Linked DNA regions of Homo sapiens: regions 1 and 3 are each linked to region 2. The links are chromatin contacts, found by Hi-C or POLR2A ChIA-PET in ENCODE. All regions are on one chromosome and are shown on one strand. Each heading gives the region's core, a stretch centred on a gene start or an enhancer-like site at or near the end of the contact. The rest is flanking DNA. Distances are from core to core; before and after follow the strand shown.

Evidence for each region. Hi-C counts contacts between places; a loop is a spot of excess contacts on that map. ChIA-PET counts read pairs that join two places held with the same protein, here RNA polymerase II (POLR2A). Pooled maps may share reads with other maps.
Region 1: a loop to region 2 is called in a map of chondrocyte, with 10 times the contacts of the local background. The contact joins the promoter of CLCN6 here to the promoter of SZRD1 in region 2. A Hi-C loop is called at or near these places in 1 of 168 maps with a recorded cell type or tissue (chondrocyte) and 9 of 50 pooled maps. POLR2A ChIA-PET finds 5 or more read pairs at or near these places in 2 of 52 experiments (B cell and Panc1).
Region 3: POLR2A ChIA-PET joins it to region 2 with 17 read pairs in PC-3. The contact joins the enhancer-like site here to the promoter of SZRD1 in region 2. POLR2A ChIA-PET finds 5 or more read pairs at or near these places in 2 of 52 experiments (PC-3 and activated CD4-positive, alpha-beta T cell).

The regions. Positions count from the first base shown.
Region 1 is chr1:11,804,528-11,808,045 of GRCh38, forward strand. CLCN6 (chloride voltage-gated channel 6) reads left to right here and starts at 1,664. Exons shown (of 23, transcript NM_001286.5): 1 at 1,664-1,822; 2 at 2,604-2,663. The coding sequence starts at 1,736. MTHFR (methylenetetrahydrofolate reductase) reads right to left here and starts at 1,437. Exons shown (of 12, transcript NM_005957.5): 1 at 1,361-1,437. RefSeq lists enhancers at 1-12, 1,309-2,294, 1,492-1,601, 1,612-1,691, 2,142-2,211 and silencers at 1,122-1,171, 1,192-1,241, 1,912-1,961.
Region 2 is chr1:16,365,570-16,368,950 of GRCh38, forward strand. SZRD1 (SUZ RNA binding domain containing 1) reads left to right here and starts at 1,673. Exons shown (of 4, transcript NM_001114600.3): 1 at 1,673-1,739. The coding sequence starts at 1,689. RefSeq lists enhancers at 1,370-1,429, 2,180-2,469.
Region 3 is chr1:12,517,349-12,520,543 of GRCh38, forward strand. No RefSeq gene overlaps it. Among named protein-coding and RNA genes, the nearest start is that of LINC02766, 6.6 kb to the right of the region's middle. Within about 2 kb of position 1,757, at least 11 of the 41 ENCODE cell types and tissues checked have a DNase peak (open chromatin) inside an H3K27ac peak, as active enhancers do.

The DNA of each region.
Region 1 (3,518 bases), core at 414-2,913, 4.6 Mb before region 2:
GTCATCTGGCAGTCTGGTTAAGAAAATAAGACAAACACTTAAAAACAAACAAAACACTTGCACAGCAATGGGCAAACACACAGTAGTGAATGGGTGTGTGGTGACATGGCACAACAGAGGAAAGCCCAGGTGAGGTTCATTTCTTTCAGACTGTCCACCACTAACCCTGTGTACCTAACCATTTGGGGTCTTAGACTCTTTTGACAATCTGATTAAATGCACTGCTCCCTTCCCCTGAAATACACACACAGGTGCACAGACTACACGGGGATACATCCAAAGACAAGGAGTTGATTCCAGACTAAGAACCCTGGGCCAAAGCTTTCTCCCTCTAGGGCTGCTCTCTTTCATTCTGACCTCAAACTCCAGATTCTCAGTGGGGATGGCTGTGGGGAGTGAGGAACGGGGGCGGGGGGGAGGAGTAACAGCAAGAGCAGCCAGTTGGCTTTCCTCCAGCGTTTAAGGGCGCACCTCGTTAATTGCTTGCTGGAACAGAACCTAGAGTAGGAGGAAGCTGAACCACCTGTAAACCCTCTGATTTTCAAAGACTTATTGCATTCCTAGTATATGCCACGCATGTGCCATATTTGTAAGCCAACTCCCACGATTTATCCGTTATCAGCTGGACTCCCATAGCACCCTGGGTTGTAACTGTGGGTGAAAAGGCCTGTCTCCTTTCTCTTTCCCCAGTTCCCTGAGACAGGACCGGTGTCCTGCCTGGGGTATCCCCAGAGTTTGGCACACGGTGATAGCCAACATTCACTGAGCGCCAAAGGGCCAGGTGCTGCCACTCTCTCAAAATAAGCCTCTGCCACTTACTGAACAACTAGTCTGCGCCAAGCACTGGGATACTAAGCCTACGACTCCCAGAAAGGTCCCGGCGGACCCCCGTGCGCAGCGGGACGCAGTGGGCGCCAGGGACCGCAGTGCCCCGGGCCCAGCGCTCTTCTCCAGGTGATCGCCGGGGAGGCAGGTTTAAAAGGCAGGAGCCGGAAGCCGTCTCGGCGCCCAGGTGGCCGAGAATCCAGTCACCAGGTCACTGAGTCACCGATGGGGGCGAGGACACGGGCCTGGGCCGGTCAGAGGGGCGGGATCGTCACCCCTGGCTCAGGGGCCCCTCCGTCCAGGCAGGGAGCCAAAGTCAGTCTTCGCTTGAGGGTTGGCGGTCGCTGGAAGTGGTAGCCATTGGGAGTTACACTAATCCCGCGAAGGGTGCGCAAGGGAGGCGGCAGCCCCCCCCAAGAAGAGAGGCAGGCCGGCCTCCAGCGCTCCCCGCCCACAAGCACGTCCTTGCCCCCGGGAGGTTGTTTGCCGGCTCCAGGATCTCCCTCCCGGCGACCCCGGCCTCGCCGTCACTCACCCTCCAGTCCCGGGTGACTCAGAACGCTCGGCCGCCGGCCGCACCACTGTGGCCGCTGCAGGGGCGGGGAACGCAGTGAAGGGGCGCGGCGCAGGTGTCAGGTTGCTGGAGAGGCGGGCCTACAGGGCGGAAACCACCGGCGCGGGTGACCGGAAGCCCCGCCCCCAACATGGCCGTGCCCACAGGTCTCGTTGGAGGCCGTGCCTTTATCGTCATGTGACGCGAGTCCTCGCCCCACCCGTCTGCAGCCACTCCTGGTCTCAGTCCCAGAGCTCGAGAGGGCCACGTGACCGTCCCGGGGCCAGTCACGTGAGGCGCAGATCCTGGCTGGGAGGGGGTTGGTAGAGGGGTCCAGAGTGGCAGTAAAGGAGGAAGATGGCGGGGTGCAGGGGGTCTCTGTGCTGCTGCTGCAGGTGGTGCTGCTGCTGCGGTGAGCGTGAGACCCGCACCCCCGAGGAGCTGGTAAGAAGCCGGCGGAGTCGGCCTGGGGAGGGGGCGGTTGCTAAGGGACTGAGAGAGGCGTTGCCGGGGGTGGGGCCGGGCCAATCTGGGCCCGCAGGTGGCAGCGGGTGGGGCCTGGGGACCGCAGCCAGGGCTCTCGAAGCGTCTACCCTGCTTCACGTGCCTAAGTCTGGGGTCTTTTCTCATAACCCCTCCTGGAATCTGAGGGAGAATCCAGGCCAGCTCCAGTAAATCCCACCCATGTTTCCTTTTATTTCCATCTGAAAAGAGTTTGGAATGAAACAAGCGTTTTCAGAATGAGCTTCCTCACAGGACTTTGTGCTTATCATGCTGCTGTTTTAGCTTCTCCAGTCCTTTCTCACTCTATCCCTCACCCTTTCTGGGTCACTGACAGTCCAGCTTCCCCCTGCAAAGCATCCTGGGAAAACTTGAGTTGTGTTCCCAGAGTTGACAAGTCCTTTCTGATTTCAGATACGTCACACTGTCAAATGGAACCTGCATTTTTACCCCCCTTTTCAGCTGGCGTTGGACATCTTTGAGGTGTCCTGAAGAGGAGGGTGGTTATTTGGAGACTATCAGTGGAAATGAAGAGCTCAGCTGATGGCTGTAGATCCTCACCCACATGGTCCCTCACCCCTGAAAGGTTTTTTTTGAGGGCTGGTTCCTATTTGATAATGGCTCCAGATGATTTAGAAGCTAGCCACTGATTTCAGTAAATACTTCTGCCTCCTTCCACTCCTAACCACTAAAAAAGGCTCCCTCTGCGGATCTGTTTTTCTAGACCATCCTTGGAGAAACACAGGAGGAGGAGGATGAGATTCTTCCAAGGAAAGACTATGAGGTGAGCTCCTTTGATACTGCTTGGGCAACTAAAGTAGTGAGTGGCCTGGTCACTTCAGGCCGAAGCATTATGATTCCAACCAGAGATGCTCTTTGACCTTCTGTCCCAGGGAGTGAGTGGGTAAGAGAACTTCCTTCTAGGAAAGAGACTGTTTAGCAAGCCCTTTTCTCACCTTAACCCCAAAACAAGGTCTGGTGTTTTTACACGTTTATAAATCTGTGGCACCTTAACCTGGATAGAGTATGTATTTGCCATTAAACTGTTTGCTTTTACAGCTTACAGAGAGACTTAGAGTGAAAGGCACTGGCAGGCAGTATGTGCCCCTAACAGGTGTGTGCTTATAAACTGTTAAGGAGGCCTTGCTTCTCTTCTAGGAGAGCTTGCTTTTCAGATATTTTCTTGCTCAAGCAGCTTCTCTCTGACATGTTCTTGATTAAGTTCCACCTTTCATGTATGGGATTCTTAGAGTATGTGTTTTTAGTAAAGCCAACACTGCTGGGGTGAAACAACATGCGTGACTTTTTATCATTAAATTCTTAAACGTAATAAAGAAGGTAGAGAAAAGCCTATAACTCCATTCATTAAAAGATGACTGTTAACACCTTACTAAGTATCTTTCTACATCCTTACCCATGCTTTTATATACATGATACATGCTTTTTTTAAGTAACAAAAATGAGATTCCACTAAATCATCTATTTTAACCTGTCCCACTCACCCCCTTTATTATACTTTTTGTATCATTAGGTAATTTTCCACAACCTTTTCTTTTTTTTGACAGAGTCTCACTCTTCCATAAATTCTTCATGCTGTAGAATTTAGTGTCAGCGTTAGGATTTGTAGCACTTTTTTGTT
Region 2 (3,381 bases), core at 423-2,922:
AGGCGTGAGCCACCGCGCCTGGCATCTCCCTGTCCTTATATTTTAAGAAAGGATGATTACAGAAGTGACAATTATAAATCTTCCTCGGGCAGACAAGACACTCCCATAATGATAATAGCTAACCCTTAGGACTCTTACTATGGGTCAGGCACTGTTCTAGGCATTTCAGCATAGTAACTGGTTAAATTCTTACAATCTACTTTTGAAGTAGCTATCTCTAATGTATACACTTGGGGAACTGAGACATAGAATCCTTATGTAACTTGCGTTAAGATCACACAGCTTTTTTTTTTTTTTTTAGTAGAGATGGGCTTTTGCCTCGTTGCCCAGGCTGGTCTCAAACTGCAGGGCTCAAGCGATCCCCCCGCCTCACCCTTCCAAAGTGCTGGGATTATAGGCGTGAGCCACCATGCCCGGCCACATAAATAACTTTTTTTTGAGATAGAGTTTTGCTCTTGTTGTCCAGGCTGGAGTGCAATGGCGCAATCTTGGCTCACTGCAACCTCCGCCTCCCAGGCTCAAGCGATCTTCCCGCCTCAGCCTCCCGAGTAGGTGGGATTACAGGCATGTGCCACCATGCCCAGCTAATTTTGCATTTTAAGTAGAGACGGGGTTTCTCCGTGTTGGTCAGGCTGGTCTCGAACTCTTGACCTCAGGTGATCTGCCCACCTTGGCCTCCCAAAGTGGGATTACAGGTGTGAGCCACTACGCCTGCCCTGACATAAATAATTTTTTTTTTTTTTGAGACAGAGCCTCACTCTGTCGGCCAGGCTGGAGTGCAGTGGCATGATCTCGGCTCACTGCAACCTCCACCTCCCTGGCTCAAGCAGTTCTCCTGCCTCAGCCTCCGGAGTAGCTGGGATTATAGGCGTGTGCCACCATGCCCAGCTAATTTTTGTATTTGTAGTAGAGACGGGGTTTCACCATGTTGGCCAGGCTGGTCTTGAACTCCTGACCTCAGGTAATCCGCCTGTCTCGGCCTCCCAAAGTGCTGGGATTACAGGCGTGAGCCACCGCGCCTGGCCAGTAATTTTTAGAGGTAATACTAACGTATTTATCTACCATTAAAGACCCAGGAGAACTTAGTAGCTGGGAATCCCACTGGTTCTCCCAACTGAGGTGCAATATTATCTTTACCGTCTTTACCTTACGGTAGCGGATATAGTGTTAATAAATGATTAGAATACTGCTTTATGAGCAGGAAATACTGTAATGATTTTCACCCTATCAGAAATAATAAAATGTTTTCTGCATCAGCAGATATTTTTCATCATTTGTTGGTGTTTAAAAATGTTTTCAGAATTCTGAAGATACCATTATCTGTAGTTTAGGAAAACTACGACTCACTTTAAAAGAAAAAAAGTTTTCTTTAATTGCCTGCCCTTAGAAAAGATGGTTCCACAGAACACACTTCCGGTACTCGAGATGAGGACTTCCCTTGAACGCCCATTCTGTAAGACAGATAACGCGTTGGCCCTTAAGAAAGATGGCATCTTTCCGCCTTCTCTGCCCCCTTCCAAGATGGCTGCCCTAATGTACACTTGGGACCTTGCCTGGCGCCTCTTCCGGGCTTGGCAGCGGGCGGGGTCCATTGAGTAAAGCCTTGCGTGCCTGCGCCCGCGACGGAGGCGCGCTTCAAAGCGCAGGCGCGGGGAGGGGGTGGGGGAGGAGGGAAAGCGGCGAGTAAGATGGAAGATGAGGAGGTCGCTGAGAGCTGGGAAGAGGCGGCAGACAGCGGGGTAAGGAGGAGCCGCCGTCCCATGGCAGGGCCGGGCGAGACCTGGCGTGAGGGGAGCCTCCGGGGAGCGGGTCTGGAGATAGTTCTCCCCAAGGAAGGGCCCCATACGCCGGGCTGGGGGTGGTGGAGAGGCCCCCAGTTCCTGAGCGCCGTGAAGGCCTCTTAAAGGGGCCGCGATCCATTTCTCTCCTTTCCTTTGCCTGGTGCGCCTCCCTCCGCCCACTAACGCGCGCGTCACCCGGGGCGCCCCACCCGCCACCCGGGGCCTCCTTTCCTGACCCCCCGCGCCCACTTGCTGGCCGTGGGCCTCTGTGACTCTTTCCGATGAGCCTTGTGGCCCGAGGCACCATTTTAAAGTTCTTGTGCTCTGACCGGGACGGACACACCATGTGGGTGGTGGTGGGGCTTGCGCGGACCAAGGAGGCATGTCCGGCTTCGCAGGAAAGCGGGAGGAGGCAGCCGAGGGCGGGGGGAAATTGAATCCTCTTTGGGCTACTCAACTCTGCTAAAATCCCCCACCATCCGTCACGGTGGACGAGTCGGGTTTTTTTTCTCTTTCACTTTTACTCCAAGAAGAGTTTGTGGGCAGGCAGGCAGGTCTCACGGGGACTCTGCCAAAGCAACCGAAAGCTCTGCGGGGCAGCTCCTCTGCCACTCAGCGATCCGAGGCCCCGGGAAGGTCTAGGAGTTCGCTTGTCGGAGTCCAGGGTGTGATATGTAAAACAGCCACATTCTTGGGAGAGGAGTGGGGAGATGGACCGTTCGACTTGTTTTTGGAGTTTTTGTTTGCCTCCAGAAACTGTAGGAAAATAGTTTATCTCAAAGAGGATCTGTCAATTCTCTTAGATTTGTGAATAATTTGGTCTTTTCAGAGTTTGTCTGTGGTGACCCTTGTGAATATGGGGAGATGCTTTTTTTGTCTCCCCGTGTTCGCGTCTGTTCAATGCTGGCTGCACTGACATCCACCTTAAAGGTTTACGTGTGCGAGGAGTCGAGCGTACCAGGGTAGAGTAGGCGCTGGGTTTTTTTTCCTAAGCGCTTTTTGGGGGTGCTTATGAGCTCTGGAAGAGGCCGGGAAATTGACCCTGGCAGCAGTCAGTGGGTGTATCTAGCTCTACGGGAATGTTGAAACTTGGCTTTGAAGTTTTTTCCGCTGGTTCAGCATTTCTCTCAACGGTTGTTTATGTTTTTCCATTTAGCATAATTGAGAATTTGAAGGATTCGTTCGTTCAGAGGATATTTAGTAGAGTTCTTAATGTGACAACCATCTTTCTTGAGTTTTGGCTTAAGAAAGTTAAAGATTTTATAGGGAGTAACAGGTGTCAGTTGGCTCCTTGTTCATTCAACCAGCATTTTTGAGTGTCTGCTATATGCTAGGCAGTGTGCTTATCAGTGACTTTGTGCCAGAAAATGCAACATTTTCGGTACAGGCGTTTATTGCCTACCACTAATCTGAGTGAATCATCCAGACATCCCTATAAAAAAGCTTGGCTTACAACTTTAATATCATGCAAATGATACGTTTCTTGGGCATCTTGGCCTTTCTTTGGTTTTCCTCACCTGTTTCAAAGGGTCATAAATCCCTCATGTTAGAGAAGTTGGAGGCAAATGAACAAAAATGAATAGGATTCAGCAGAAATTGG
Region 3 (3,195 bases), core at 507-3,006, 3.8 Mb before region 2:
TTGATTTATTTTACTATTCTTGCTTTCTAAGGTAAGTATTTTGTTGTGTAGTGCTGTATTTTTTTCATCTTTCTTCTTGAATAATAATGACATTTTTAGGTTATAAATTTTCCTCTGGTACTCAGTTTGCCTCATTAATTTTGGCAGTAAGCATTCTCCTTTTATTGCTTTCTATGTAGTCTTTAATTTTGCTTTTAATTTCTTCTTTGATCTAAGGATTACCTACTTGTTAATTTCCAAATATTATCTTATCTATCTATCTATCTATCTATCTATCTATCTATCTATCTATCTATCTATGTGAGACGAAGTCTGGCTATGTCGCCGAGGCTGGAGTGCAGTGGTGCAATCTTGGCTCACTGCAACCTCCGCCTCCCAGGTTCAAGTTATTCTCCTGCCTCAGCCTCCCGAGTAGCTGGGACTTGGTATGCCACACACCCGGCTAATTTTTTGTATTTCTAATAGAGATGGGGTTTCACCATGTTGGCCAGGCTGGTCTCGAACTCCTGACCTCAAGCAATCCTCCCGCCTCAGCCTCCCAAAGTGCTGGGATTATAGGCATGAGCCACTGTGCCCAGCCAAATTATCTCCTTTAAATTAATGTTTTGAATTTTATTGGATTGTGATCAGTAAATAAATGTAACCTGAAGATTTCTACACTCTAGAAACATCTGGGCTGCGCGCAGGGGCTCATGCCTCTAATCCCAGCACTTTGGGAGGCCAAGGTGGGCGGATCACTTCAGCTCAGGAGTTTGAGATCAGTCTGGGCAACACAGCGAAACCCCATCTCTGCAAAATATACAAAAATGAGCCTGGCGTGGTGGTGCGTGCCTCAGTCCCAGCTACTTGGGTGAGAGGATCCCTTGAGCCGGGGAGGTTGAGGCTGCAGTGAGCCATAACCACTGCACTCCAGCCTGGATAACAAAAGTGAGACTCTGACCAAAAAAAAAAAAAAAAAAAAAAAAAATTCATTGTAATTTTCTTATTGTCCAAGTACTTGATCAGTTTATGTAAATGTTCCAGGGCCAGGCTCAGTGGCTCATGCCTGTAATCCCAGCACTTTGGGAGGCCGAGGCGGACAGATCATGAGGTCAGGAGTTCAAGACTAGAATGGCCAATATGGTGAAACCTCGTCTCTACTAAAAATACAAAAAAATTAGTTGGGCGTGGTGGCGTGCGCCTGTAGTCCCAGCTACTTGGGAGGCTGAGGCAGAAGAATTGCTTGAACCCAGGAGGCGGAGGTTGCAGTGAGCCGAGATCGTGCCACTGCACTCCATCCTGGGCGACAGAGCGAGACTCCATATAAAATAAATAAATAAATATTCCATGAACATATGAAACAAAAGTATATTATCTCTTTGAGGCATACAAATAGAGATAGACAGACAGACACACAGAACTTTGTAGACTATCTGAATTAAGTCCTACAGGATCTTATTTTGTGTGTGGGAGAGACTGCCTTGCATCTTCAAGTGGCCTGCGGGGCAGAGTCTCTAACTCCAGCTATATCCTTTGGAAGTGCAGTAAGTGCTTAAAGTAAACAAAGTTAGAAGAAAGGAAAAAGAAGAACACAGCAGTCTTAATTAAGCTTCCTCCAAATACTCCAGTTGGAACTTCAGAAGGATTTGACGCTGGAACAATTGCACTGCAGAGCTGCCTGCCCCACGCCCAGGAGCGGGGCCAACCCACTTGTCGCTGAGGGGAGCCAGATCGTGTTCTCCCACAGTCTTACCCAAGGAGCACGGCCAGCGTCAGCAGCTCCCAGGGGCTCATAAAACTTCACACCTCATGCTTATTCTGGTCTGACTCAAAAGCACAGAAAGGTCACGGGTACGTTTTGACTTGGAGGAAATGTGTGAATCTAGACCAACTTGGCTCTTGGAAACCCCGGGCAAGTGAGCCCCCAAGGGAGGGGGTGTGTGGGAGACGGGAGGGGGCGGTGCTGGGAGGGGGCGGGTGCTGAAACAGCTCCCAGGGCCACTTTAGAGGGAAAATTCCTGCCTTTTGGGCGTATTTTCCTAAGATGCTTAAGGGGTACACAGAGACTTCTGGGAAGCTTGGCAAAGCCTGCAGAAAGGCAACTCTCGATCTGTTCCATGGTTTGTCCACAGAGATCGAGCATCCCTAGGTGTTCCCAGACAACACACGTGAGTCTGATGCTACAGAACCTAACCCTCTGCCCCTCCAGCAACAGGGAGGCACTTCCAGCCCCTGCTCTTGAGCACGTACTGGGTGCCAGGCTCGGTACTGGATGCGTGGATGTACAGTGAATAGGGTGGCATTCTTGCTGCCCTCACTGAGCTAGCTATACTAGTGGTGGACGTCAGGGTGTGACAGGGAAGACTCAACCGAGAAAGAGGCAGATGGTCTGAGTCCAGCAAGAGTGAGGAGAGTTCATGAGGCACCGGGAAGAGGACAGTGTCCTTTTGGAGCCCTGAGGCAGGGACCTGCTTAGCACAGCTGAGTCCCAGGATCCCTGGACTAGCTGGAGCACAATGAGAGGAGGTGGGGGGCGCAGCCGGGCCAGGTCATGTTGGACTCTGTAAGCCACGCTAGGAGAGGCTATAAGCAGAGGGTTCCACAGTGAGGTTGGCATCGCAAAAGAAATACCTGTCTGGCTGCAGATGGAGACAGGGTAGCATGAGTTAGTAGTGGAGAGCAGCTGCAATAGCCCAGGCAAGAAATAAGGAGGCTTGGATGAGGATGGGGGCAGAGAGATGGAAGGGAGCCAATAGAATCCGGATATGTTTTTGAGGGAGAACAGAAAAACCAGTGAGATTGATTTCATGCACAGATTAGGGGCCAAGCACCGTGGCTTACGCCTGCAATCCCAACACTTTGGAAGATGGAGGCGGAAGGATCACCAGAGCCCAGGAGTTTGAAACTTCAAAACCAGCCTGGGCAACATAGCAAGACCCCATCTCTAAAAAAAAAAAAAAAAATTAGCTGGCCCTGGTGGCACACGCCTGTAGTCCCAGCTACTAAGGAGACCAAGACAGGAGAATTACTTGAGTCCTAAAGTCAAGGGTGCAGTGAGCCGTGATTGCACCACTGCACTCCACCTTGGGAGACAGAGCAAGACTTGTCTCAAAAAAAAAAAGAGAGAGAGATTAGGGAAAAAGAAATATCAAGGGTAGCTTCTGGGTTTCTAGCTTAAGCAACCAGTGATGTGTTTTAAACCATGGGGGCAGATTT